Regions from separate parts of the Homo sapiens genome. Here region 2 is linked to region 1. Evidence: read pairs that join two places in POLR2A ChIA-PET (ENCODE). Cell type or tissue: PC-3. All regions are shown on one strand. Each heading gives the region's core, and the rest is flanking DNA. Links, peaks and the distances in the headings are about the cores only. Region 1 overlaps H2AZ1-DT (H2AZ1 divergent transcript). Region 2 has its middle 74 kb from the start of DDIT4L-AS1.

What was found. Peaks named below come from ENCODE experiments on the same cell type or tissue, not always from the same donor. Only the 100,000 strongest peaks of a DNase experiment are listed, where the experiment ranks them.
Region 2: POLR2A ChIA-PET joins it to region 1 with 9 read pairs; 3 of 35 experiments call an interaction of 5 or more read pairs at or near these places.

Annotation. Positions count from the first base shown.
Region 1 is chr4:100,001,787-100,014,333 of GRCh38, forward strand. The region is part of intron 1 of H2AZ1-DT (H2AZ1 divergent transcript); the gene reads left to right. Among named protein-coding and RNA genes, the nearest start is that of H2AZ1-DT, 58 kb to the left of the region's middle. In PC-3, for the core only: no CTCF peak of the experiment used is centred there; no DNase peak of the experiment used is centred there; H3K27ac peaks cover 390 bases.
Region 2 is chr4:100,109,656-100,122,202 of GRCh38, forward strand. No RefSeq gene overlaps it. Among named protein-coding and RNA genes, the nearest start is that of DDIT4L-AS1, 74 kb to the right of the region's middle. In PC-3, for the core only: no CTCF peak of the experiment used is centred there; no DNase peak of the experiment used is centred there.

The DNA of each region.
Region 1 (12,547 bases), core at 6,183-8,682:
CTTTCCCCATTGCTTGTTTTTCTCAGGTTTGTCAAAGATCAGATAGTTGTAGATATGCGGCATTATTTCTGAGGGCTCTGTTCTGTTCCATTGATCTATATCTCTGTTTTGGTACCAGTACCATGCTGTTTTGGTTACTGTAGCCTTGTAGTATAGTTTGAAGTCAAGTAGTGTGATGCCTCCAGCTTTGTTCTTTTGGCTTAGGATTGACTTGGCGATGCGGGCTCTTTTTTGGTTCCATATGAACTTTAAAGTAGTTTTTTCCAATTCTGTGAAGAAAGTCATTGGTAGCTTGATGGAGATGGCATTGAATCTATACATTACCTTGGGCAGTATGGCCATTTTCACGATATTGATTCTTCCTACCCATGAGCATGGAATGTTCTTCCATTTGTTTGTATCCTCTTTTATTTCCTTGAGCAGTGGTTTGTAGTTCTCCTTGAAGAGGTCCTTCACATCCCTTGAAAGTTGGATTCCTAGGTATTTTATTCTCTTTGAAGCAATTGTGAATGGGAGTTCACTCATGATTTGGCTCTCTGTTTGTCTGTTGTTGGTGTATAAGAATGCTTGTGATTTTTGTACATTGATTTTGTATCCTGAGACTTTGCTGAAGTTGCTTATCAGCTTAAGGAGATTTTGGGCTGAGACGATGGGGTTTTCTAGATAAACAATCATGTCGTCTGCAAACAGGGACAATTTGACTTCCTCTTTTCCTAATTGAATACCCTTTATTTCCTTCTCCTGCCTGATTGCCCTGGCCAGAACTTCCAACACTATGTTGAATAGGAGCAGTGAGAGAGGGCATCCCTGTCTTGTGCCAGTTTTCAAAGGGAATGCTTCCAGTTTTTGCCCATTCAGTATGATATTGGCTGTGGGTTTGTCATAGATAGCTCTTATTATTTTGAAATACGTCCCATCAATACCTAATTTATTGAGAGTTTTTAGCATGAAGGGTTGTTGAATTCTGTCAAAGGCTTTTTCTGCATCTATTGAGATAATCATGTGGTTTTTGTCTTTGGCTCTGTTTATATGCTGGATTACATTTATTGATTTGCGTATATTGAACCAGCCTTGCATCCCAGGGATGAAGCCCACTTGATCATGGTGGATAAGCTTTTTGATGTGCTGCTGGATTCATTTTGCCAGTATTTTATTGAGGATTTTTGCATCAATGTTCATCAAGGATATTGGTCTAAAATTCTCTTTTTTGGTTGTGTCTCTGCCCGGATTTGGTATCAGAATGATGCTGGCCTCATAAAATGAGTTAGGGAGGATTCCGTCTCTTTCTATTGATTGGAATACTTTCAGAAGGAATGGTACCAGTTCCTCCTTGTACCTCTGGTAGAATTCGGCTGTGAATCCATCTGGTCCTGGACTCTTTTTGGTTGGTAAACTATTGATTATTGCCACAATTTCAGATCCTGTTATTGGTCTATTCAGAGATTCAACTTCTTCCTGGTTTAGTCTTGGGAGAGTGTATGTGTCGAGGAATGTATCCATTTCTTCTAGATTTTCTAGTTTATTTGCATAGAGGTGTTTGTAGTATTCTCTGATGGTAGTTTGTATTTCTGTGGGATCGGTGGTGATATCCCCTTTATCATTTTTTATTGTGTCTATTTGATTCTTCTCTCTTTTTTTCTTTATTAGTCTTGCTAGCGGTCTATCAATTTTGTTGATCCTTTCAAAAAACCAGCTCCTGGATTCATTGATTTTTTGAAGGGTTTTTTGTGTCTCTATTTCCTTCAGTTCTGCTCTGATTTTAGTTATTTCTTGCCTTCTGCTAGCTTTTGAATGTGTTTGCTCTTGCTTTTCTAGTTCTTTTAATTGTGATGTTAGGGTGTCAATTTTGGATCTTTCCTGCTTTCTCTTGTAGGCATTTAGTGCTATAAATTTCCCTCTACACACTGCTTTGAATGCATCCCAGAGATTCTGGTATGTGGTGTCTTTGTTCTCGTTGGTTTCAAAGAACATCTTTATTTCTGCCTTCATTTCGTTATGTACCCAGTAGTCATTCAGGAGCAGGTTGTTCAGTTTCCATGTAGTTGAGCGGCTTTGAGTGAGATTCTTAATCCTGAGTTCTAGTTTGATTGCACTGTGGTCTGAGAGATAGTTTGTTATAATTTCTGTTCTTTTACATTTGCTGAGGAGAGCTTTACTTCCAACTATGTGGTCAATTTTGGAATAGGTGTGGTGTGGTGCTGAAAAAAATGTATATTCTGTTGATTTAGGGTGGAGAGTTCTGTAGATGTCTATTAGGTCCGCTTGGTGCAGAGCTGAGTTCAATTCCTGGGTATCCTTGTTGACTTTCTGTCTCGTTGATCTGTCTAATGTTGACAGTGGGGTGTTAAACTCTCCCATTATTAATGTGTGGGAGTCTAAGTCTCTTTGTAGGTCACTCAGGACTTGCTTTATGAATCTGGGTGCTCCTGTATTGGGTGCATAAATATTTAGGATAGTTAGCTCCTCTTGTTGAATTGATCCCTTTACCATTATGTAATGGCCTTCTTTGTCTCTTTTGATCTTTGTTGGTTTAAAGTCTGTTTTATCAGAGACTAGGATTGCAACCCCTGCCTTTTCTTGTTTTCCATTTGCTTGGTAGATCTTCCTCCATCCTTTTATTTTGAGCCTATGTGTGTCTCTGCACATGAGATGGGTTTCCTGAATACAGCACACTGATGGGTCTTGACTCTTTATCCAACTTGCCAGTCTGTGTCTTTTAATTGGAGAATTTAGTCCATTTATATTTAAAGTTAATATTGTTATGTGTGAATTTGATCCTGTCATTATGATGTTAGCTGGTGATTTTGCTCGTTAGTTGATGCAGTTTCTTCCTAGTCTCGATGGTCTTTACATTTTGGCATGATTTTGCAGCGGCTGGTACTGGTTGTTCCTTTCCATGTTTAGCGCTTCCTTCAGGAGCTCTTGTAGGGCAGGCCTGGTGGTGACAAAATCTCTCAGCATTTGCTTGTCTATAAAGTATTTTATTTCTCCTTCACTTATGAAGCTTAGTTTGGCTGGATATGAAATTCTGGGTTGAAAATTCTTTTCTTTAAGAATGTTGAATATTGGCCCCCACTCTCTTCTGGCTTGTAGGGTTTCTGCCGAGAGATCCGCTGTTAGTCTGATGGGCTTCCCTTTGAGGGTAACCCGACCTTTCTCTCTGGTTGCCCTTAACATTTTTTCCTTCATTTCAACTTTGGTGAATCTGACAATTATGTGTCTTGGAGTTGCTCTTCTCGAGGAGTATCTTTGTGGCATTCTCTGTATTTCCTGAATCTGAATGTTGGCCTGCCTTGCTAGATTGGGGAAGTTCTCCTGGATAATATCCTGCAGAGTGTTTTCCAACTTGGTTCCATTCTCCCCGTCACTTTCAGGTACACCAATCAGACGTAGATTTGGTCTTTTCACATAGTCCCATATTTCTTGGAGGCTTTGCTCATTTCTTTTTATTCTTTTTTCTCTAAACTTCCCTTCTCGCTTCATTTCATTCATTTCATCTTCCATTGCCGATACCCTTTCTTCCAGTTGATCGCATCGGCTCCTGAGGCTTCTGCATTCTTCACGTAGTTCTCGAGCCTTGGTTTTCAGCTCCATCAGCTCCTTTAAGCACTTCTCTGTATTGGTTATTCTAGTTATACATTCTTCTAAATTTTTTTCAAAGTTTTCAACTTGTTTGCCTTTGGTTTGAATGTCCTCCCGTAGCTCAGAGTAATTTGATCGTCTGAAGCCTTCTTCTCTCAGCTCGTCAAAATCATTCTCCATCCAGCTTTGTTCCGTTGCTGGTGAGGAACTGCGTCCCTTTGGAGGAGGAGAGGCGCTCTGCGTTTTAGAGTTTCCAGTTTTTCTGCTCTGTTTTTTCCCCATCTTTGTGGTTTTATCTACTTTTGGTCTTTGATGATGGTGATACACAGATGGGTTTTCGGTGTGGATGTCCTTTCTGGTTGTTAGTTTTCCTTCTAACAGACAGGACCCTCAGCTGCAGGTCTGTTGGAATACCCTGCCGTGTGAGGTGTCAGTGTGCCCCTGCTGGGGGGTGCCTCCCAGTTAGGCTGCTCGGGGGTCAGGGGTCAGGGACCCACTTGAGGAGGCAGTCTGCCAGTTCTCAGATCTCCAGCTGCGTGCTGGGAGAACCACTGCTCTATTCAAAGCTGTCAGACAGGGACACTTAAGTCTGCAGAGGTTACTGCTGTCTTTTTGTTTGTCTGTTCCCTGCCCCCAGAGGTGGAGCCTACAGAGGCAGGCAGGCCTCCTTGAGCTGTGGTGGGCTCCACCCAGTTCGAGCTTCCCGGCTGCTTTGTTTACCTAATCAAGCCTGGGCAATGGCGGGCGCCCCTCCCCCAGCCTCGCTGCCGCCTTGCAGTTTGATCTCAGACTGCTGTGCTAGCAATCAGCGAGATTCTGTGGGCGTAGGACCCTCTGAGCCAGGTGTGGGATATAGTCTCGTGGTGCGCCGTTTTTTAAGCCGGTCTGAAAAGCGCAATATTCGGGTGGGAGTGACCCGATTTTCCAGGTGCGTCCGTCACCCCCTTCTTTGACTCGGAAAGAGAACTCCCTGACCCCTTGTGCTTCCCAGGTGAGGCAATGCCTTGCCCTGCTTCGGCTCGCGCACGGTGCGCGCACCCACTGACCTGCGCCCACTGTCTGGCACTCCCTAGTGAGATGAACCCGGTACCTCAGATGGAAATGCAGAAATCACCCGTCTTCTGCATCGCTCACACTGGGAGCTGTAGACTGGAGCTGTTCCTATTCGGCCATCTTGGCTCCTCCAGAATCTACTCATTTTTAAGTGACTATTTCATTTGGAGAAATGGTCATAAAAGTCAGTTAGCATTTATAATTAAAACTCAGCTTTAGTTAAATTTAATTGTGTGTGCAGCAGAGCATAGAATTCAATTTCAAAATCCTGAACCATATTTTATGACTTGTCTTCATTAGCAGTTATTGGAAATTTGCTATCTCTCTACATGTATTCCTCATTTAATTCCCACAACTCTAGGAAGTAGGTACTAGTATGCCCATTTTAGAAATGAGAAAGCTGAGACATGAATAGATTAAGAAACTTACCCTAGACCAGTGTTTCTCAAACTTTATGTGCAAAAGAATCACCCAAGAGTCTTGATAATTTGCAAATTCTGACTTGGTAGGTCTGGGGTGAATCCTGAGATTCTGCATTTTTAATCAGCTCCCAGGTCAAGGCCAACACTGTTGGCTTGTGGATCATACATTGTGTAACAAGGTTCTAGATTACATGTCCTAGGGTCTTAACACTGCCTGTCTGACACTGAAACCCATGCACATAACCCCTATGCAGAGTATGCATTGACTTTTCTCTTTACTACATTGTAATTTACTTCCTACAGATGAAACAGTTACATTAGTTCTTGATGCATATACATTTGTGATGCAATTTTACCCTTGAGGAATATCCAGGGAAGCAAAGCATTACTGGGACCATCATCCTCATCCTAAAGGCTCTCTTCTACATCTGCCTCTTCTGGGACCACAGCTCCCAAAAGGAAACATAGAGGTGGCAGTGGCAGCTGACAATTTACCTTATTCTTTGGAATCTCAGGGTTTCTCCTGCTCAATGAGTGCAGCCATTCAACTTTGACTTCTCCTCCTCGATCCTCCCGTGAATATGTAGTATATAAAATCATACTATGCTTCATGCTTTCTTATGCATGTTTATTTAAATATATATATTATATGCATGTGCTTTCTTTACTTCTCATTTTACTTGGTATTCACAGTTCATTTTCTTCCAGTAAGTCTTTTTATCCTATTCTTTGTTTGTATCCCCAAACTCTTCCTTTGTGGTTACGCTATAATTTTAATATTTACCAAAAAAGAAGATTCAAGTTAGACACTTTTCATATTATATTACTTTGGTTAAATCAGCCTGGCCTAGAGGATTTCCTTTTCACCATTTTCTTTCTCATCAGGTGAGGTAGTTTGACTGACTTGGTTTGTTCAAGCAAAAGGACAATGGGAAATAAATCTAGGTGTTCAGCATAAAAACAGCTAATGACAAAGCTATTTTTAGGGACTTCTTGTCTTTCCTATGTTATTCTTTATGTCTGTTTGATATCTATTTTCTGGCTCTTATCTTTAAAAGACAGCTGCTTTGCCTCAGGCATAAATCAGAAGAGGAAAACCAGCTTCTGGACCTGGAGAGAGGATGAAAGGGAATAGGAATTGAGGGAAGCGGAAGGGAAGAATAAGGGACCCCTGGAGAGTCCCTACCAAGCCAGACATAACAAACAAAAGTCCTCTACTACTGAGGAAGACAGAACAGGGAAGCCAGCAGGGGAAGAAAAAGATGCTGCTGCTCTTGATGCCTCAAAAACAGCAAGGAAGAACCCAAGCAACTGATGTACACACCCTTGGAACAAATCTGCCCCAGAAGTACAAGACACACTCTTCGAATTCATGGAATAAATGGGAGGTGAGTGTTCAATTCCAAGACACAAGACAGAATTGGGCAAGAGGGAGGAATGCTACTACTTGTAAGTCATAGTTACATAAAAACAGCAACCACATTGTGTTTTTCTGTAATGCTCTAGATCTGTGGTCCCCAATATTTTTGGCACCAGGGACTGGTTTCCTGGAAGACAATTTTTCCACTGACTGATGATTCAAGCACATTACATTTATTGGGAACTTTATTTCTATTATTATTACATTGTAATATATAATGAAATAATTATACAAACCATAATGTAGAATTGGTGGGAGACCTGAGCTTGTTTTCCTGTGACTAGAGGGTCCCATCTGGGGGTGATGGGAGACAGTATCAGATCATCAGGCATTAGATTCTCATAAGGAGTGTGAACCTAGACCCCTCGCATGCACAGTTCACAATAGAATTCGCACTCCTATGAGAATCTAATGCTGCTGCTCATCTGACAGCGGGTGGAGCTTGGGCAGTAAAGCTCTGTAGCCCTGCTGATCACTTCCTGCTGTGCGGCAGGGTTCCTAGCAGGCCATAGACTGGTACCAGTCTGTGGCCCAGTGGTTGGGACCCCTGCTCTAGATTTAAGTGTTTGTAGATGAAGCACTTTAGCTTTCCCGGAAAATGTATTGAAGATAAATTTATTCAAAGTTATCATACATTTAAAAAACCCCACAAAACTCTTAACCCCTGTAACCCCAGTAGGTTTGGGAGGCCGAGCTGGGAGGATTGCTTGAGGCCAGGAGTTTGAGACCAGCACAGGTAATATTGAGAATCTCTGCTTTTACAAAACAACTCTCAAAATTTTATATGTACACACAAATTTGGACTTCCTGAATTAACCAGTTAATAGATTTTAAAATACACATTAACCCAAGAGGTAAATAATTCATCAAAATTCAGCAAAAATAATTACTTGACACCAGATAGCTAGTTTTACATTTTCCAATTTTTTAGCCAGTTGCTAGAAATCACATAAACACAGTCTGATTTTTATAAATTTGGCTGAAAAATTGAAGGACTATTATCAATTTCAGTTAACGTTTCTTTTTAAAAATTAGCTTAAGTTTGATATTGAAAATATAAAGCTTTTTAAAAATTGAAATGCTGCATGAAAGGAATAAAAATCATGTTATAATGTTAGTAGAGTTCTCAACCAGCTCACTCATATTTTAACATACTCTTACCCTAAGGTATTAAAGAGTGGATTATTTAAATACAGGTAAATAAAAGTGATAGGAGTTACAGAAATGGTGAAAAGAGGGAATGCTAGCAATTTTGTGGTGGCCAAATAAAAACAATGTATTTATCAGTAGATAAAAATGTGCAGATTAATTCTTATTTTAGATATCTGTGGCAGCTAGAAGTACAACTTTAGGCTCTTCAAGAATGACAGTTTTGATTTATATTATTCTCCACAGCTCCATTTAAGTACACTACTATGCTCTCTGCATTCCTTTTCTCTTACTTGATGGCTAATAGGCATTGCCATTCCTTGATATCTCTCAAAGAAATAAAACTAGAAGGATTTTTAAGGAGCATAAAAATTCAGCTCCCAGCTGTGTACACACACCCATACACACACACACTCACACTCACGAAGTTAGAGAGAAGCTCATAAAAACAACAACAATAAAAAGCCAGGGAATGTATAAATGTAGAACCTGAGTTTCTACTGAATATTCTTAAACAGAAACTACTAAACTACTGTAATTGTTGTGCTAACAGACAGCACTGATGTCTGAGTGAGAGTTTAAATATATGAAGATTATAAGACTATAGATAAATCTGCATATATAGCTTTTTTTTTTTTTTGAGACAAGCTCTCACTCTGTTGCCCAGGTTGGAGTACAGTGACACGATCATGGTCCACTGCATCCTCGACTTCCTGGGCTCAAGCAATCCTCCCTCCTCAGCCTCCCAAGTAGCTGGGACTGTACGTGCATGCCACTACACCCAGCTAATTTTCTCTAGTTTTTGCAGAGATGAGGTCTTGCTATATTGCTTAGGCTGGTCTCAAACCTCTGGGCTCAAGAGATCCTTCTGCCTTAGCCTCCCAAAATACTGAGATTATAGGCGTGAACCACCATGCCTGGCCACATATAGCACTTGTAAAAAAATGTTATAGTAATATATGCATGTGGTACAAAATTGAATGGTTATGCAGTAATCAGAAATCCCTCTATCCTAACCTTCATCCACCCAATCCTCCTCCTAGAGGCAACCACAATTAGCAATATCTTGAATATTTTTTCAGAGATACAACAAGAAAGATTTTAATCTCCCTTTAGTCCCTCAGTTGAAACTTAAGAGGTTTAGATTTCCGCTGACTTAAAAACAATGCAATGGAATTCTGGTCTTTGGTTCAGATCTGAAAACAACTTCCATTTATCAGTCCAGAAAACTGAGAACTTACTGGTTATATCACTAATGGTTCAGGATTCCTCCTTAGAAGAGAGTTCTTTTCTCTAGCAACAAGATAAATAGCTGATTTCTTGGAAGCTGTCCTTTCTTTATAGGCCCTATTTCATTAGTTCATTGCCTGGTAATTACAGCTGCATGGAAATAAAAATGTAAAATGAGTGTGATTTCCTTTTATAGGTTGAATAATATGGGTAGCCCTGGATTGTGAAAGGAAACAGATTGCTCCTCGGTTTTTTTTATTATATCCAAGGTTTCCTATCTGCTTTGGGTGAATTATCACTAGTCACCTAAAAACACACTGATTAAAAAAAAGGGAGAAGTCACACATCTCCCTCCTGTGCAATGCTGATAAATTTATACGGCTATTTAAATAGTCATATGAAATATCAATTATTAATAACAGCAGTAGATCTTTTGAGTTCTAAGAGCTTTAAAACTGATGATCTCTCCAAAACATCTATAATTTGCAACTATTTACAGTACAGCAGAACGACCTCATGAAAATATTTATGGCTCTTACAGTGTCAAAATTTTGTTTTGTTTTGGCATTTACAGCAGTTAACTAAATGCTAGTTCTGTGTTAGTTCTCATTGCTATAAGTGTGGGAGTAAATTGAAACAATTGTGACAAACATACCATGATGGCAATGAACGATGAAAACATTATTTTCATTCCCTGCTTACATCGAAATTTTTCCAGGTATCAAACCAAGAGGTGGATTACTGGGTGCCATATAGGACTCTGCAGCTGAAAGCTCCTTTTAATTTTGGCAGAACAAATAGTTATAGTATACAATGATAGAATTGAAGGTGGAAATGTCACATCTCAGAAAGTATGCTAATAGTATTACTAGCTATGAATTATTACCTTCAGTATGTGCCAGCAGGAAATCACATAGATCTAAACATGTTCAATACTTGTTTTCCTAGGTCAACCATCTAAGATGTTATTTGTCATTATTTATAAATTATATTTGAATTTCTGAATATAAAGCAATCAATTTTTCTACTATTTAAGCTGAATTTTTATTTTCAAAGCTATGCACATACATAGCTTAAAAAGTCAAATATTTCACAGGGCTAATAATTTAAAAACAGCATTCTTCTGTTCCTTCCCCTGATTATTGCTCCTCAGAGAAAACCATTTTTAATTCCCTCAGCTCTTTTTCCTGGTGTCTACTGCTATAAGTCTAAGAACACTCATTTAATGCTATTTTTTCAAATTTTTATTATACTGTTGGTTAATTTCTTATTTCTAACCCCTGCCCTCCTACCACCTCAATCACAGTTACCTTCTCCTTCTCTTCTCAGTATAGCTACAGCTTTATTTGGCTAAACCAATGTTCAGTTTTCATTATGACCAATTAGATATCATTCATAGCTGATGCATGTAGTATATCAGGATTGTAATTATTTCTTCTACACTTTGTTTTCTGGGTACTTTAAATTGTATCTTTTAAAAAAATTTTTGCTTTGTTTTCTGTGTGCTCATGGCTACCAGAGTCATCCTGTGTTGCTTCACAAAGTGTTGAGTTCCTCTTAATATAGTCTAACACTTCAGGAAATCTCAGTTTCCCTGTTGTCTTGAAGATACACTTTCCACCCTGCTGCTCCTATCTGGGCTGCTTGTCTTCCCCATCTGCCCCTCAGCTGTCTTCCTGGGATATCCTGTCACATCATCTGGGATATTTCCTTCACCTTCCTTCTGTCTGAGATCCTTATTCCTGGATCCCGAGACTTCCTCTTTATTGATTTACTCTCTTGTTTCTGGTGGGGCATATTTTCCAGTAGCTTCCTGAGAGACTGCCTGAGAGGTGAACTTTGAGACCTTGCCCATCTGAAAACGTCCTGATTCTACCATCGCACGTAATTTATAGTTAGACAGGGTGTAGAATTCTAGGTTTGCAATACTTCATTCTTAAAATTTGAAGGGATTCTTCTACTATGTTGCAGGTACTAGTTTTGGTACTGAGACATCTAGTGCCTTCAGATTCATGCTTGTTGGTATGTGACCTGCTTTCTCCTTTCCACCTCTCCAGAAGCTTTTAGCATCTTCTTTTCTATTTGTGATGTTCTGAAGTTTCTCAGTCATATGCATTTATAGGACTGTTTTTCTTCCCATTGTGCTGGACACCTTGTATCATGGTGTCACCTTTCAGTTTGGAAACTCATGTTTTTTAGTTCTGGAAAATTTTCTTGAATCATTTGTTGAATACCTTCTTCCTCTTCTTTATTTTTTCTGATTTCTTTATGAGACTCCCATTATTTGGAAGTCAGATATCCTGGAAAAAAATGCCATAATTCTCTTTGACCTTTTTGTTGTCCTGTTCTCTCTCTCTCACGTGGCTTGTGAACCTAATTGTAAACTTGATCAGTAAAAACCATTGTGGCAGTGCAAAGGCAAATTCAAAATTGTTATCTCTGGTTATTTTTAGTGTTTTTTCAGCTATTTCAGTTTTGTCATTTATCAATGTATCTTATGTTTTTATATTCCTCAATAAATATTTGAGTGCCCTACACTGTTTTTTCCTGATGAATTGAAGCTAGGACAAACTAGAGATAATCAGTAAATTCATTAAATTGAGTTCAAATTCTGCTCCACTCAAACTTATTCCGTTTATTCATTCAAACATTAAAAGAACTACAGTGTATGAAGCAGTTAGCTGGGTAGTAGGTACACAAAAATAAATGAAAATAAACAAAATGTCTTTTTCTTTGTGGAAATTATAAAATGTGAATGTATGTGTATGGGGATAGATGGGCAGGGGAGTATCATTGTTACTGCAATGGGGGTGAGTACACATGTTGTTACTGAAGAAAAGGAAGCTCATCTAACCCTGGCTTGGGGACAATTCATTCACACTGTCTGTGGTCTATAGAATGGGTTGGAGGGCTCAGGACAGTCTTGGAGACGAACTAAAACACCAATGAATAATTCAGGTGAGATGGTAGTGGTCTGAATTAGGTCTGTGACAAGAAGGAGAAAAGTGAATTTTGAGACACTAGGAGTTTAATTAGATAGGACTTGAATTTCATTGAATTAGAGGAAGTGAAAGTGAGTTCTAAGGCAGAAGATAGTGAATTTAATTTTGGAAAAGTTTAATTTTATGTGGGATGTGCAAGTGGGGATTTGAATCAGAAGCTCAGAAGGGACAGAAGCCCTGGAAATAGATTCTTGGGTGTCACTCACATATGGTACTGTCTGGAGCCATGTGAATTGAGAGCACAGGAGGAAAGTGTGTCAACTCAACAAGGTCAGAGAAAGTTTGATGAAGAAACCTAAGGGAACATGGAGATTTAGAGGCTAGAAAGAGAAGAATATCCCACATATGTCAAGAGAAGAGAGGGTTAAAGAAATGAATACTTGGCATGATCAAATGCTACCATACATTCATATAAGGCTTTATGATATGTGTGATTTTGCATATATTTTCTTACTTAATCCCTGTAATGGCTTTATGGTTCATCTATCTCACTTTTCCACTTTTTTCTAAAAGTGTTTAGATAAGAAAACGGAGGCCCAGGAACACAGCAATTTGTTCAAGATTACAAAAGTTGGCTGGGTGTGGTGGCTTAGCCTGTAATCCTAGCACTTTGGGAGGCTGAGGCAGGCGGATCATGAGGTCAGGAGATCAAGACCATCCTGGCTAACATGGTGAAACCCTGTCTCTAC
Region 2 (12,547 bases), core at 4,106-6,605, 110 kb after region 1:
AGAAAATATTACCTAAAAGTAAAGGAAATTCATCTCCTTATCTCTAAGAGGGGCTGTGTAACAAAATATTAAACAGGTTTACATACATACCACCCTACCGTAAATAGAAATTCCAACACTAGAAAACACTGGCAGATGGAAATGATATGGATAAATAGTTTCGTGCTGCCATTAAATTTCTTGGAAACTTCTAGAATGGCTACTGGGGCAGTCAAAGGTAGTTTCCTCTGAAGTCTTGGATGAGAGCAGTTTTTTGATCAAATAATTCACTTTCCTTTTTACTTTTAGCATGCAATGTCTTTAACACCCTTTCTTCTATAATCAAAAAAAATATTAACAATGTGTTTTAGGACATCTGCTACAGCAATAGCTGATTGGCCTAGAAATAGATAACTGACCCAAAGGCCATTAAGCCACGGACTGCTCAGCAGCCTGTCAGGGCTGGCTGTAACAGATGAGCCCAACCAGCCAGATTCTCTCTGGTGATAGTTTTGTATTAAGAAACCCAGAGACAACTGAAGCCAGCTACAGGACTTGAGCAGGAAAGTCACATGAACAGTTGTTGGAGCCATTGTTTTGGAGCCATATGTAAGATAATTAAACAAAGAAAGCAGATCGAGAGACTGAAGAATGAAGCCAACTCATAGAAAAAAGCAGATGAGAGAAATGATAAAGTCCTGGGATGGGAAGAGAGAGCTAGGACTTTGAGTTTCCTGGTGTTCGTATTCTAAGAAGGCCAGCTTGCCTTGCTTCTTGAGATTGAAATCCATGAAATCCCTGTATTCTCCTTTTTTTTTTTTTTCTAAACTCGAATTAATTTGAGAAGGTTTCTGTTCTTATATAGTAAGATAATATTTTGACATAGTAACTGAGGTTTTATTTTTGCTCCAGACTTCCTGTTCTTCTTTCCCCCTATTTTGGTAGCAGGGAGGGCCTTCTATGTTCATATCCATGGGTAGGGGTTTTAACCTCAGAAATAGAAAGTAAGAAAAAGATTCAAGGCTTAACACTTGAATTTATCAAGTAGACGTTCCCACAAATGCATGGCAAAGGCAATCACTTTGACAGGAAAGACTTTTCAAGAATCAAGGGCCAAGACCTTGGCATCCTTGGACCACAGAGGAGGACTGGAGGAAGGAAGAAACCCTGAAAGACTAAGATTTGCCAAGATCCTGATTAAACCAAGACATCAATGAATATGTCTGAGTATTACCTAGAAATGAGTGAATCAAGTTTTCTGCCATCAGGGGAAAATTGAGGCTTATGAGGAAAATAAATCTATTTATTGAAAATTTTAAATTTGAAGTAAAAAAGATATCAATTCTTCTATCTGAGTTTATAGCCTGTTAAAATCATACCCAGAATATCAAGCCATAAGAAAACACAGAAATTTCAGGAGGGAAGTTATACAAAGAATTAAGGCCAGGCACGGTGACTCACACCTGTAATCCCAGCACTTTGGGGGGCCAAGGCAAGCAGATCACTGGAGGTCAGACGTTTGAGACCAGCCTGGCCAATATGGTGAAACTCCGTCTGTACTAAAAATACAAAAATTAGCTGGGCATGGTGGCACACACCTATAATCTCAGCTACTCAGGAGGCTGAGGCTGAGGCAGGAGAATTGCTTGAACCTGGGAAGTGGACGTTGCAGTGAGCCAAGATTGCACCACTGCACTCCAGCCTGGGTGACAGAGCTAGAATTCATTTCAAAAAAAAAAAAAAAAGAATTAAAAATATTTCCTCCTCCAAACATGTACACATAACAGGTTGGGAAGGGCATTCTTGCATAAAATACTGTGGGAGTCCCCATCTATCACAGATCAGAATAATAGCTGACATTTACTGAATGCTTGCTACTATTTAGTTCTGAAATAAGAATTTTACCTAATATTTCATTTAATCTATATTTATCACAAGGCAGTAGGCTAATTAGTGTCCCGATTTTATAGATAAGAAAACTGAGGCCTAAAGACATCAATGCCTGTGGTTTCAAAGCCATCAAGCTAAGTTCTATTAAAATTATATTCCAGCTGCCTACCCTAAGACCATAAGCTCCTTTCACAAGGTCTGAGTCCTAGCACAATCAAAGATCTATCTTTGCTGTCATTTGTGAAGCACTTTGGCATCATGAAAAAATTATGGACTTTGGACTCAAATTTGAGTTTTAAATTTGGCTCCATTAAATCAAAGCATGAGAACTTGAGAAAGTTAATAAGTCTCTTTGAGCCTCACTTTTCTCAAATATAAAAAGTATTATGCTTCACTTGTAACAATGTGAGAATTAAGTCATCTAATGTATGTAATCAGTACATAGTATGTATTTGTTTTTGTTTTTGTTTTCTGAGATGGGAGTTTCACTCTTGTGGCCCGGGCAGGAGTGCAATGGTGCGATCTCGGCTCACTGCAACCTCTGCCTCCTGGGTTCTCCCACCTCAGCCTCCGTAGTATGTGTTTTGATGGGAGCTGCAATGGACTGAATGTTTATGTCCTCCCAAAATTCAATTGCTGAAATCCTGACTTCCAAGGTAATAGTATTAGGAGGTAGGGCACTGGGAGGTGATTAGGTTATGAGGATGGAGCCCTCATGAATGACATTAGTGCCCTTGTAATAAGGAAGGAGACCACCCCTCATATTGTCTTATGCCCAATTTCTGCCTCCAAAGAAGAAAAAGTAAAAATTAAAAGGCAGAAATGAAATCCACAAGTAGAAAGCCTGACGCCACACCCTGGGCCTGGTAATTAAAGATCGATCCCTGACTTAATCGGTTATGTTATCTATAGATTACAGCCATTGTATAGAAAAGCACTGTGAAAATCCCTATCCTGTTTTGTTCCGATCTAATTACTGGTGCATGCAGCCCCCAGTCACGTACCCACTGCTTGCTCAATCGATCACCACCCTCTCACGCATACCCCCTTAGAGTTATGAGCCCTTAAAAGGGCCAGGAATTGCTCGCTCAGGGAGCTCGGCCCTTGAAACAGGAGTCTTGCCAATGCCCCCAGCCGAATAAACCCCTTCCTTCTTTAACTCGGTGTCTGAGGAGTTTTGTTTGCAGCTGGTCCTGCTACAATAAAAGGGACTCTAGAGAGAACCCCTAACTCTCTACCAGGTGAGAAAACAGCAAGAAGGTGCCATCTATGAGTAGGCCCTCACCAAACACCAAATCTGGTGGCAATTTCCTCTTGGACTGCCCAGTCTCCACAACTGTAAAGAATACATTTCTGTTGTTTAAAAGCTACTGAGTTTACAGTATTTTGTTCTAGCAACCTCAATGGACTAAGACAGGAGCTATTATACACCTGATACCTACTTTATAGGGGACACTCAACAAACATTTGTTGAATAAATGAGTGCATAAAAACCACCCATACCCGAGCATTCAGAACACAATATTTATTTCATAAAATAAAGATTTTGAACTGAGAAAATAATATTTTTAGAGATAGCATTATCCTTTAACTGAATTGGAAGAAAAAGGAACATTCAACTGTTTACTGTCTCTTGATTCCTACCCATATTTTATTTAGAAAATATGCCCATATGAAAGATACCCTGGTGGTAAAGCATTAACAAATTAAACCAAATGTCATTAAGTCTGTCTCATTTCTCAATCATGTGGAACTTCAGTAGCTCCCACAAGTGGGCATACTAATTCACTGTGCTCTGTATTTTTCCATTTGTCAACTGCTTTCTATTTTGCTCTGCTTTTTAAATTAAGGATTGGCTACTTAGGCTGCAGAAGAATCCTTTTTTGCTGCCTTCTGTTTTCCAAAGTTTAACGGGAGGTGCCTCATTTGTATTTTTCAGATACCCCTGACTTGTCTTATTCATATTCATGAACCTTCCTGGTTGTTCTTTTTCTCTGTGAATTGCTCTTAACAGACCATTTTCCCTCAAACCCTTTGCATTCACAGTAAGCTGCTTCCAAAACCAAAAGGAACATTAGCAGCAGGTGAAATCTCCATTACTGGTGGTTAGAAAAGAATCCTAATTGATTTAAAATATTAAATATAATTTCCTCTAAATGTTTGCCCTAAATATTTTACCTACAGGTATTCAAATTCAGGTCTTTTCTTAAGATAAGAATGCTTCTATCTGAATAGGAGCCTTACAGTAGTAAGATAATTGTGATGGATTACTTATGTTGGGACTCAGAAAACGGCACCCTAAAGTATGCTGCTTTGACATGCTGAGTACTTTGAACTCAAGAAGATTGGAAGGCCTCAGAAGCAAGTTCTCTCTGACCTCCTGCCCTCCTGTCTCCTGCCCATTCTTCTCCCACAAAGCGAGTCACAGACACCAGAGTTCCTCTTCCCTAATGTGGGTTATAGAAACTAGAATCTCTCTCCCCCAAAAGCAAACCATAACACTTAGAAATATTACTGTAACCTTCCCCTGACTTTCTGTCTAGGAGCTGGCCACAAAGAAATTTTCTGACCTACTTTGTCTAATAGTTGGTCATAGACCCTTATTCCAGAGGGACATAAGATCCTCATTCCAGTTGGTCATAAGACCCCATACCTGGTAGAAAGAAATGCTACACAGAGGGGCCAAGAAGTATCTGGACAGGCTTTGCTGGGTGTCCCCCCACCCCCAATCTATAATCATTAGACTATATCTTTTTGTCCAACCATACTTTTATACAGCTATCCATTCGTCATTGAACTTAAGCAAAAAAAAAAAAAAAAAAAAGTTTTCAATGTATCTTTGGATCTTCATTTCTGAAAGCTCCCACATCACATAAAACTTTGATTAAATAAATTTGTTATGCTGCTCTCTTGTTAACCTGTCTATTGTTATGAATGTGTCAGCCAAGACCCTTATGATAGATGAGGAAAAGTATCACAACTTTTTCACCCCTAAACTTAGCGAGCCGAAAAATAACCCCCAGATTACTGTAGGATTGATACCAGCCTGACTGTGACAAAGATTCTTTGCTCAACTAAACTTTAGTCAGGCTTCTAGACCCATCTGTGTGCTTTTGTAAAATCAGAATTTAGCATGAACTTTCCACCCTCAATATCTGATCACCCTGTTTTTTGTTTTGTTTTGTTTTGTTTTTAAACCAGGGTCTCACTCTGTCATCCAGGTCAGAGTGCAGTGGTGTGATCACACCAGGATAATATTTTTATTTTTAATTATAAGTTAATTCTTCTTCTTCTTCTTCTTTTTTTTTTGTAGAAATAAGGGGGTCTCGCTATGTTCCCCAGGCTGGTGTCAAACCCCTGGGCTCAAGCGATCCTCCCACCTCAGTTTCCCAAAGTGCTGGGATTGCAGGCATGAGCCACCATGCCCAGCTGTGATCACTCTTGACATCTGATTGGGTGCCTCTCTTCTGCCAATTCCAGTTGATGTTTGATCACCCAGGCTTCTCTTCAGCAAGAATCTTGTAAGGTCAGTTTAGTAAGAATCCTCCTTACTCCTAATGCTTCCTCTTAGTAATTTTCCATCCGCTGACCCCAACCCTGCTTCTTGACCTTCTTGACTATAAATTTCCACTTGCCCATGCTGTATTTGGAGTTGAGCCCAATCTCTCTCCTTCACTACAAAATCCTGTAGCCGGGTCCCTATGCTTATTGCGATGGTCCTGAATAAAGTCTGCCTTACTGTGCTTTAACAAGCGTCACTGGGTAATGTTTTCTTTAATAACTGAGAAAAAAGACCTTTCTCCTCCTTCTTCCCTCCTAATTTTTCTAGTTCTTCCTGTGCTTGTAATTTATGTTTTCTGGGCCATAGCAGTGCTATTTAGGAAGATGATTAGAATTCAAAGTCTTTTAGCATAGGTCTTAGAGATCACAGTCTTGTGTTTGTGTTTGTGCTTTTGTGAAACTTCCTCAAATTTAAATATTAAACAAATGGAGATTCAGGGAAGAGATTTGACTAACATTGCATGCTGTGGTCTAAATGTTTGTGTCCCCTTCAAATTCGTATGTTGAAATTGTAACCCATAAAGGGATGGTATTTGAAGGAGGGGTGTTGGGTGGTAATTAGGTCATGAGGTTAGAATCCTTGTAAAAGAGACCCCAGAACTCTAGCTACCCGTTTCCATGTTGTGAGAAGCCAGAAGAGGGTTGTCTGTGAGGAAGCAGGCTTTTACCAGGCACTGAATCTTCTGATGCTTTGATCTTGATCTTCCAGCTTCCAGAACTGTGAGAAATAAATTTTTGTTGTTTATAAACCACTTGGTCTATGGTATTTTGTTATAGCAGCTCTAGGACTAAGACAGCCATACTTCTAGTTAGTGTCAGAGCTCGGTGTAACACCCAAGTCTCCAAACTCTTTTACTAACTACAACACGGAGTGTAGTCTTCATGAAGTCAGGGGCAAGTCTAATGGGAACCATTCAGCAGGCTTAAATTGTATTTAACACACAAGCAGTTCCTGAATTAACTTCACCCACCCATTTTATATTTCCTTTTGAATGAGCACTTGGGACAACTTCTTGCTGCAACAGGGGCTTATCTCTTGGCAGCATCTCAGACTGGGAATGCCCTCTCAGGGGCCTGAGATGCCCTCTCTGTTGTTTGCCTTTTTCCTGCTAACTTTTCTGACAATGTTTTAGCATTTTCCCTACAATGGAGAACTCCCTCTCAAGGGCCTGAGATCCCTCTTTCCTGTTTGTCTTTTTCCTGCTAACTTTCCTGACAATGTTTTGGCATTTTCCCTACAACGAATTGGCTCAGAATAGGGAAATATCTCCTCTAATTGCTCAAGAGGGGGCTAGCTGGGCACAGGCAGGATCCACACTCAGCTTTAGGGCTGCCAAGGTGATGGGGTATTGATATCTCCAGTTGGAGCTCAGGATACATTATCTCAGAAACATGACTACAGCGGGGAAGTTGGAGGGAGTACTGTGTAGTGGTTAAAATGATGAGTTTTTGAAGTCAGAAGGGCTGTCATGTGTCATTTCACCAACAATTAACAGCTTGAGCTTGAACTTCAGTTTTCCCAACTACATACTAGAGATGATGATGATAAATTACATCTAATTTATTAGGTATAATTTATTTATTGTGGTTCAGATTAAATGAGATAACTGGAAAATATTAAATGTTTAAAACATGCTAGTGTTTTTTCTTCTTTTTTAGTACTACATCCAAGTTCAAAGTGAGTTTAAAAAGCCTTTTGCAGATTTGCCTAGAAACCAACATATATTTTATAAGGTTATTTTTACGAGAAACATTCTGATTTCTGAAAAGATTTTGAAAACTTACCGGTTTATAAAGTAGGGCTGCCCATTTTCTCTGTCTCTCTGTCTCTTTCCTTCTTCATATGTCTTCAATTGGATATGATGACTGGAATATCCTGGGCCATTTCGCAGATTTTATTTCTCGCATAAATCTGTTTTTACAAAGATACTCTGCACCTCTGCACATATACAAAATTAAGCAAATAATCTGGTTTTGCTCTTTACAGAGACCAAATGGATGGGGTGTCCAGTTCTCTCATTCACTTTGCCTTGTAGATGCAACTCGAGTGCATTCACCCACTCCCTCCCCCCATGCATGTGTACTTGCCATCTGCTGGCATGGCATGAGGGTGAGGGCTAGTGCCCTGGAGGAACCAAGGGAAGGGAGTTCTGATTCATGTACTGGGACCCAAAGCCCGCTTTAAACACCCTGAGCAGTTTTAAAGGCTGTTTTTGAGAGGCTACTTTTGAATGATAGAATGTTTGTTATTTCTTTTAGAGACGGGGGTCTCACTATGTTGCCCAGGCTGGTCTCTAACTCCTGGGCTGAAGTAATCCTGCCACTTCAGCCTCCCAAAGTGCTAGGATTACAGGCATCAGCCAACATACCCAGCCATAGAATGTTTTAATACTACAATTTTCAAGGGAAAAAGAGGCCCAGTGATAATGAACATTTTGTTATCTCCTTTCATTGTATGTCTGACCCCTCTTGTGATACAATTTTGCCTAGAAAACATGATTTACTCTATACATACTTCAAAAAGTACAAAGGTCTATAACCAAGAGTTTTTGTTGTTTGTTTGTTTTGGTTTGTTTGTTTTTGTACATACAGAAAAGTATGAGACTCCACAGCTGTATATATGGCATGGGGATAGATAGCAGGTTCCCAGAAGGAATGTAAAAGAGAATGGTAACTGTTAATAGTAACTCGTAGAGAATCCCTTTGCTTAATGTGTTGTGGAGCAAATTAGGTGTGTTTTATTAGTGCAGATTTCATAAATGTCTGGTGTTATAGGAAGCAATAAATTTAAGTAGAACCATATGGAATTGCAGTTGTTTCTTCTTATCTATGGGGATATGTTCCAGGACCACCAGGGGATGCCCGACACCATGGCTAGGACTGAGCCCTATTGCTGTCAGTTGGAATCCATTTCTGTTCCTGTCTTTCACCTACAAATTTAATGCCTTTTTCATTATAGCTAAGCACGTATCAAGCCATAACTTTTGCAGTTTGAGGTGCAACAACAAAACTAGCATCAATTTCTTTCCTTAGTCACAATTTCAAAGATAGGAGATTTGTTGTTGCCAAAGATCTTAGTAACCTCAGCGTATAATTTCTTTCCTTAAGTCAATAACTTCTTTCACCTCTTCACTTAAAGGAAGCACTTTACAGCTTCTCTTCGGCATATCTAAATTGCCAGCATCACTAATCTTGAGCTGTGGAGCCATTATTAAGTAAAATAAGGGCTACTGGAACACAATCATTTCCATACTGTGACAGTCAGTTTAATGGCCCAGCCAGCTACTAACGAGTGGGTAGTGTCTACAGCATGGATTTGCTGGACAAAGAAATGATTCATATTCCCCACTGGAACAGGAGGGCATGAGATTTCACCATGCTACTCAGAATGACACACAATTTAAAACCAATGAAATTTAGAGCTGGCCTTAAGTGAAATAATAAATAAAAGAAAAAAATAACATGACAAATTGCTTATTTCTGGAACTTTCCATTTAATATTTTTAGACTGCAATTGACAGCAGGTAACTAAAGGCATGGAAAGTGAAACTGCGGAAAAGGGAGGACTACAGTACTTGAATTCTTCCTATGTTTTCTAAAGGTTTTGGATTTTAAGGAGACCCTAGATGAATGTTAAAAAATATTTAGAATTCAGAAAAAAAATTAAAAAAAAAATATATAGTTTTTAAACAGGAAGACGGAACACTGAACAGAAATCAAGTGGCACTTTGTCACTTCCCAAGACCCAAGAAAAATAGTAACTTTCAGCAAAGGTGCCCAGAGTAAAGGACACAGGCAGAGGAGCTGACTGCATGCTCACATCCTCATTTCTCCTGTCCCTACACACAACAGACCAATTGCAGGGCTGAGAACACGATACCGGCTTAGAAAGTATTTGAATGCTGGAGTTGTAAGACGGGGCTCAATGGTGGCTTAATGGAAAGAAAAATCGACCTGTCAATCTTATTCATTTGAGCAATTCGAATCATTAAAAGTTTCCTGATAATATTGAGATCAAATCTGCCGATGTGCATTTTTATTCACTGCATCTCGTTCTGTTTTCTGATAAAAAGTATTAGCATATTTCCTACAATTAATTGTGATATAGAATAAATTATATGCTTCTTTTAAATGACAGCTCTTCAAATATTTAAAGACAGCCAGGTTGCATCTCTGTGCACTTCACTTCATTTTTGCCCTGTCCCAGGCCATTTTAAATTTGATTTATGTAATTAAATATCACTAGTCTCTTCACCTATTCTTTATATGATCTGTTTTATAGACACTTTATTTCTCCTGGCTTCTGGAGGCATTAGTCAATGGGCCTCATTCTCAGCAAACTATCGCAAGGACAAAAAAACCAAACACCGCATGTTCTCACTCATAGGTGGAAATTGATCAATGAGAACACATGGACACAGGAAAGGGAACAACACACACCGGGGACTGTTGTGGGGTGGGGGGAGAGGGGAGGGATAGCATTAGGAGATACACCTAATGCTAAATGACGAGTTAATGGGTGCAGCACACCAACATGGCACATGTATACCTATGCAACAAACCTGCACGTTGTGCACATGTGCCCTAAAACTCAAAGTATAATAATAATAATAATAATAATAATAATAATAATAAAAGAAAAACGCTATTGAGAAGAAATCAATAAAATTTGACATGTTGATGAAAAAAAAAAAAACCACAAAACGTTGGACTGAACAAAATACTTCTGATCCAGGGTGGCCATTTAAGAACACTAAGGGACTATTCTTGTCCTGGGTTCTGTACTTCTATTAATGGAAACTAACTTTCCATTGGAGTTTCTTATAGCCACATCTCACCATAGGCTCAATCTAAACTTTCACTCAATAAAAATCCTAAGTCTTTTTCATGGTGCATTCAGTAAATCTCCTGTATCCCTCTTTTCTGAGGTTAATTGAAAAGTATTATCTTGGAATGTTATTCTTACCCATATATGGTTTGGCTCTGTGTCCTTACCCAAATCTCATGTTGAGTTGTAATCCCTAGTGTTGGAGGTGGGGCCTGATGGGAGGTGATTGGATCATAGGGACGGACTTCCCCCTTGCTGTTCTCGTGATAATGAGTGAGTTCTCACAAGATCTGGTTGTTTAAAAGTGCACAGCACTTCCCCTCTTAGTTCTCCCTCTCTTGCTCTCCTGCTGGTCATATGAATATGTGCCCAATTCCCATTTGTCTTCCACCATGATTGTAAGTTTCCTGAGGCCTCCCAGAAGCAGAAGCCTGTACAGCCTGCAGAACCATGAGTTGATTGAACCTCTTTTCTTTATAAATTACCCAGTCTCTGGTAGTTCTTTATAGCAATGTAAGAATGAGCTAATACACACCACTATTAAAATTTATTTTATTTTATTTGTTTCATCCTATTCCAGCATGATCTCTTCTTTTTGAATTTTGATTTTTGCCATCAGCAGCATGTGTTCTGTAAAGGGACATCAATGCCTCTTCCTTTTTATTTTTTACCCTATTAGAGGTTGTCTTAGGCTGAGTTCCTTGGAGACAGACTCCAATATGGAATTACATGCAAAGGTTTAACAGGCAGTGCTCTCAGCAACCACACTTGTACTGGTGTGAAGGAAGCAGGACTGAGAAGAGGTAGAAGTTGAACTGCAATGCAATTGCCACAGAGACCTCAGCCAATCTTATGGGCATCTCTGAAGCTGGGATGCCATTCAGATATGTTCTGTATTCAAGCAAGGGAAGCAGGCTTTGTACACTGGTCTTGATCAGTCATTGGATGTGGGCTTCTCTGGCAGGAAACAGAATTTTGGATGAGACAGCTCCCTTTGACTGAAAGAATTGGCAGCTGAAACTCTCCAATTCATCTGTAGGAGCCATCAGCAGACAACATTATCAGCAGTTGGGGGAATGAGTACCTCTGTCCTGAATGGGGAAATCTAGGTGATGCACCCTAGCATCTATTACAGAAGGGCACCAGTGCACTCCTGCCTTTTGCTGCAATTATGGTGTTTTTTCTTAAAATGAAAAAATAATTCTATGTTTCCCCTCACAATCCTTCCCTTCTTTGTCCCCGCATTTACAGATTCCCACAGTCAAGGTACCCTGATTCAAATATAATTCCATGAGAAGCTGGACTAAGGACATATATTCATTCATTCAATATTCATGTGTGTGTGTGTTAGAGACAGGGTCTTGCTCTGTTTTCCAGATTGGAATGAAATGGCACAATTATAGCTCACTGTAACCCCAAACTCTTGGGCTCAAGTGATACTCCTGCCTCTGGCTTCCAAGTAGCTAGGACTACAGGTATGCACCACCACACCCAACTAACAATATTCATATTTACTGAGCACCTACTATTGTGCCAGGCATTCTTCTACAAGCTGAGAATGCCACAGGGAGCAAAACTTCCCTTTCTCATAGATCTTATATTCTAGGTGACAGACTCTTGGCCATACTTAAATTTTTAGGTCTCCTGTCATGACTTAGGTTTCGTCATTGAGCCAAGTTAACTGATACTCTTTACTTTTAAGCTAAGTCTACAACCTTTAAGAAGTGCCTTAGTCACACATGGGTATAGAGTCCTGGCTATTTCCTCAACTATTATATTTTGCAATTTGCCCAGAAAAGTTTGAATCTTAGCTGTGGATTCAACTTTTAGCAAAAGTAAAGAAGTGAATGATAAATTAAAAAGCAAACTAAAATAATTGTTTGATATTGTGCAGACATAATAGCCAAGTGACTGATAATTATTCCATTCCCCAGCACTTTTATGGATATTTAGACACAACTGTCAGAAAACCTCAGGTGATGTTGTTCTTGAATAAACACAGGACTCTAAAATGTCTTTCTTTAATTCTTCCTGCTTGGCACTTCTAGATAAATATGATTTGCTTTAAGATCTCAGTCTTAAAATGAAATTGAGAAAGTGGCTTCATACGAAGATCGATCTTAAAAAATGGAGGAAGATTAAGATCAATGAGATAATTTCTTAAAGTAATACAATCCCCACATTTTAGAGACTAAGGCTACATTATTTCAGATGGAATGAAGAAATAACTGCCCTAGCTATACAAAATAAAATCTAGTGGAAAGAAACAAAAGCTGGTGGTCAGTGTAG